2 separate regions of the Homo sapiens genome follow, and region 2 is linked to region 1. Evidence: chromatin loops called from intact Hi-C (ENCODE). Cell type or tissue: psoas muscle. All regions are shown on one strand.

Evidence for each region. A loop is a pair of places that touch in the nucleus more often than their neighbours do. Peaks named below come from ENCODE experiments on the same cell type or tissue, not always from the same donor. Only the 100,000 strongest peaks of a DNase experiment are listed, where the experiment ranks them.
Region 2: a loop joins it to region 1, with 6 times the contacts of the local background. A loop is called at or near these places in 2 of 110 quality-filtered maps.

Annotation. Positions count from the first base shown.
Region 1 is chr22:25,085,650-25,088,149 of GRCh38, forward strand. The region is part of intron 6 of KIAA1671; the gene reads left to right. Among named protein-coding and RNA genes, the nearest start is that of KIAA1671-AS1, 26 kb to the right of the region's middle. RefSeq lists an enhancer at 353-647. In psoas muscle, no CTCF peak of the experiment used is centred here; a DNase peak (open chromatin) is centred at 1,092.
Region 2 is chr22:25,351,010-25,353,509 of GRCh38, forward strand. It overlaps the pseudogene LRP5L. Among named protein-coding and RNA genes, the nearest start is that of MIR6817, 100 kb to the right of the region's middle. In psoas muscle, no CTCF peak of the experiment used is centred here; no DNase peak of the experiment used is centred here.

The sequences.
Region 1 (2,500 bases):
TGGTGTGTCTATGACTTCCTTCAGATCCAGGCCTGGGATTCATTCCTCTGCCTCCGCACAGCCTGATAGACAGTAAGTGTCCAATATATGTTGAGTGAAGCAAACTGATAAGTGGTGAAGGAAGGAAGGGAGGAAGGGAGGGAGGGAGGGAGGGAGGGAGGAAGGGAGGAAGGCTGTTCAAGAGCAGAGATTCTCTCGTATGCACATCTGTGTCCCTGACACATAGTAGGCACTCAATAAATACTCACTGCACTGGAGGAATGAAAGAATGAATGGATGAGTGAGACTCTTTGCAAGCAGAAACAGCCCCTATCTTTGTATCCCTGTCACGTGACACAGTGCCTGACATCCAGGAGTTTCCATCAATGAATGTTATGCTGAATGAATGAATGAACCACTGAAGTGAACTCTATCAGTAGTGGCTGTGTCTTGTTTCATATCTATATGCACAGTGCTTAGCAGAGGGCTGAGTACACAGCAAGTGCTCATTAATCATTTACAGAACTGAATGAAAGAGTGAAAGAAAACAATGAATGCGAAAATGAAACTTTTCATCCTCAGAGAGCATGTCTTGTTCATCTCTGTCTCTCCACTTCCTAGCTTAAGGTCTTGCACACAGCAGGTGCTCATTAAATGTTAATCTGAATGAGCGAATGAGTGGGTGAGTGAAAAAGTGGTTCTTGTGGGTAGGGACATGTCTTGCTCATTAGTTTCCCCACTTCCTAGAACAGGGCTTGGCACACAATAGGTGCTGAATAAATAAATATGTGTTGAGCTGAACGCAGGAGTGAGTGAGTGCATAAATGAACTTCTTGAGGAGAGGAATGTATCTCGTTCATCTTTTCCCTCAGATCCTAATGCAGGGCCAGGCATAGAGCAGGTGCTTAGCAAATGCTTCCTGCACTGCCCTGACCTTTGTAGGAGCATCCATCTGTGAATGAATTGAGAAGGGAAGCCCAGCTGGGTGGACCTCGCCCATCTCCATCTGCCCCGTCCCATCCACCCAACCCCACTGCAGACTTTTCCTGTTGTTCGGTCTGCACAGGTGGACAGGAAATCCCCCAAAGGCCGGCCAGAGAGCTGTTTCCATATTTTCTCCACACCAGGCTGGCTCTGAGTGTGACCAAGGCGCCAGTCCGAATCCCAGCGCCGTCTGGCTGTGGAACAGTAACCCCCAGGGACCCCTCTTCCTGACCATGTTAGCAGTTCTAAATTTAGAGCCGGCTGAGCAGCTTGCACCAGGCAAGTAAAGCCGGGGAATGTTCTACTCACAGCCAGCCTAAAGTTACCATGTTCAGCACTGGCCAGGCCTGTTAACCCCCAAACAGCTGAGCAGTAGGCATGGAGAGAAGAGTTAAGGCTTTGGGGTGCAACGGAACAGGGTTCAAATCTACCTCTTTGACTTCAAATTTAGAATCCATGACAACAAAAATCACTTATGTGAGCCTCAGTTTTTCTCATCTGTAAAATGGGCATAATAAACCTTTATTCTGCCCCTCCCACCCCCCACCCCGCCGCTGCCTCCGGGATCTTATTTACCAACCTCAGCTACATGTCTTGCTTTTCCAAACTTCTCATGCTGAATCTGCCCACTCTTAGAGATTTAGTTTGGAATCAGTGGATACCCAGAAACAGTTTAAAAAACTGTGTTCCTGCTGGGCACAGTGGCTCATGCCTGTAATCCCAATACTTCGGGAGGCCGAGGTGGTGGATTACCTGATCTCAGGAGTTCGAGACCAGTCTGGCCAATGTGATGAAACCCTGTCTCTACTGAAAATACAAAAATTAGGCAGGCATGGTGGCGGGCGCCTATAACCCAGCTACTCAGGAGGCTGAGACAGGAGAGTCACTTGAACCTAGGAGGCGGAGGTTGCAGTGAGACGAGATCACGCCACTGCACTCCTGCCTGGTAGACAGAGCGAGACTCCTCCATCTCAAAAACCAACCAACCAACCAAACAACAACAACAAAAACAACTGCGTCACCTTGTTGATTTTGCAGAGCAGTGTCTCAGGTCGGGTTCCCAGAAGCAGACTCTGAGGTGGGGATTTGTGTGGATGTGATTTAGTGACAACAGCTTGAGTCAACGTGGTCCATTCAGGAGCTTTGGCGGGTGAACAGCATCACAAAATAAGTCCTACTTCAGAGCACTGGGGCAGCTTTTTCTCCACTGCCCACGGTCTGGAGGAGAGGGGGCTGTGAGCCATAGCAGCCAGAGCCCCCAGCACCTGGGGAATGGGCGCCCCAGCCAATAAAGGAGATCTGGCAGGGAACCAACAGCATCTACCACCTTTAGCGAGGCTTCAGGGTATTGACTCAATTAAATGAGATGCTGGGTATAAATTGGCTAGCATGGAGTAGTTGGTGCTCTGTGAGTGGTCATTTGGTAAAATGAAAGCTCTTAAGAAGATGGAAGTGGTTTCACTGGTGTTAATGATGTCTTTCTTTTCTTTCTTTCTTTCTTTTTTTTTTTTTTGAGACAGAGTCTCACCCCGTCGCC
Region 2 (2,500 bases), 270 kb after region 1:
CAAGAGTTCAAGACCAGCCTGGCCAACATGGTGAAACCCTGTCTCTACTAAAAAAACTAGCTGGGTGTGGTTGCATATGCCTGTAAACCCAGCTACTTAGGAGGCTGAGGCAGGAGAATCGCTTTAACCTGGGAGGTGGAGGTTGCGGTGAGCTGAGATCATGCTACTGCACACTCCACCCTGGGCGACAGAGCAAGACTCCGTCTCAAAAAAAAAAAAAAAAAAAAAAAAAAAAAAAAAAAAAAAAGGTCTTCCTGTATTTGTCCTGGATGTTTATATTTGCACTATAAATGAAGAAAGAGTGCTAAGCAAACGGGCACTGGAAAGACAGCGGGTGGGGTGTCTGAGGTCAAGCTCAACGGACAACAGACATTTCACATTCACACAAGCATTTCACAAAAGCCGTCATGTGTGTCTACCGGATTTGCTCATTATAATCGTCTATTTTTTTTGAAATAGGCTTGCTCATATTTAATTAGCTTGAATTGTGTTACAATAAATATTATAGTGCTTTAAGAAAAATGTCTGAAACCTTTGAGGCAGGTACAGAGGGAAGGTTTTCCCATATAGGCTGCACGTGTGCATGTTCGGGCCCACGCTACCTTCAGGCTGATGTCTGTCCAGTAGATGTGGTTGCTGGACACATCAAAGTCCAGGGCCGAGGCCTCCTTGACGCCGAGAGCAGGATGGCCACATCGTTGTTGTTGGTCTCGAGGGAGATCCTGTGGATGGCGGCTCTACTGGTGAAGACCAAGAAGGCCTTGGGCATGATGCAGGTCTTCATGTCACTCAGCAGTTCCAGGCCCTAGATGGGGCAGCCAAACCGGGTTGTGTGGGGCGTGAAGAAGCACAGGTGGCTGCACCCCCATTCCTGTCCGCATGAGGGTTGGTTCCTGGAAGTGAACACACAGGCTCCGATCTAAACACCAACAGCCCAGCAGGGAAAGGGGTGCAGCCAAGCCACACAATGAATGCCACCGTGAACCGCACAGCTCAGGGGTGTCAAGCTCAGGACTCACCCCTAGGTAGGGTTCGACCTCACGGCTGGGTTGGGCTGTGATTATCATTCCCATGGCCAGGCTCAACCCTCAAACACACACGTACCTTTTACCTCAAAGCCAGGATGTGCCAAAAGCTGCAACGTGCACAGCTTTATTCCAGCCACATGTCAAACAGGGACAGTAGCTGGGCGTGGTGGGAGAACACCTGGCAATGGCAACCAAGTTCTCCCCTGGTACGGCCAAGGGTCAGTATCAGTAACAGCAGTTCTGGCTCTGACTGGACCTTGTCAGGCTCCAGGCGCTGATCCCAGGGATTCAACCTGTGCGAACTTACTCCATCCACCTTGGAGTTAGGAGCTATTCTCATCCCCATTTCTCATTCGAGGAAACTAAAGTGCAGAGGCTGCTGAAGGGAGCATGGTCAGGAAGTCAGGGAGCAGCTCAGCGAGAATGCCAGCCTGGTGGTCCAGCCTCCTGGCCTGTGCTCCGACCCAGGAAGAACACGGTAACGGCTTGGGGCAGGGACTGGGTAAGTCACCCCTTGGGGTCTCGGCTCCTGAGACTCCCACCTAGGCCCTTCTTCTGATTCACAGACATTCCCAGCAACCCTGAAAACTCACATTCACCCAGCATGGCCAAAGCTGCCTCTTTTTCACACAGTACAGAGTGTGTTCATTTATTTTTGGCCAGTCTGTTAATCTCATCAACCGAAGTGCTGTTAAAACTGGCTTTAATTTAGTATTAAATATTTAAGCCAAAAAAAGAATCCTTTTGTTCATCTCCTTTAGTAAACCATGGGGTGAGAGGGGAGGGGAAAGAAGCCCAATTTCTCAGATTTAAATCACAGCCCCATGGATGCACCCTTTTGTCTTATCTCTGGGGATTATTTTTTGTTCTTTGAACAATCACTCACAGTGGGTCAGTCTCACCTTCCATGGTGGATAGTGAATGCTTTTTTTTTTTTTTTTTGAGACAGGTTCTCACTCTGTCACCCAGGCTGGAGTGCAGTGGCATGATCTCTGCTCACTGCAACCTCTGCCTCCAGGCTCAGGGATCCTGCCACCTCAGCCTCCTAAGTAGATGGGACCACAGGCACATGCCACTATGCCCGGCTAATTGTTTGTAATTTTTATTTTTTTAGTAGAGATGAGGTCTGTCTCTGTTGCCCAGGAGAGACACTCTCAAATTCCTGGGCTCAAGTGATCCTCCTGCCTCAGCCTTCCAAAGTGCTGGGATTTCAGGCGTGAGCCACTGCACCTGGCATTCATGCATTTTTTTTCTTTTTTTTTTTTTTTTTTTTGAGACAGGGTCTCACTCTATTGCCCAGATGGAGGTCAGTGGCGCAATACTGGCTCACTATAACCTCTGCCTCCTGGGTTCAAGTGATTCTCCTGCCTCAGCCTCCCAAAGAGCTGGGATTACAGGTGCGTGACACCACGTCTGACTAATTTTTTTTTTTGTACTTTGAGTAGACACGGGGTTTCACCATGTTGGCTAGG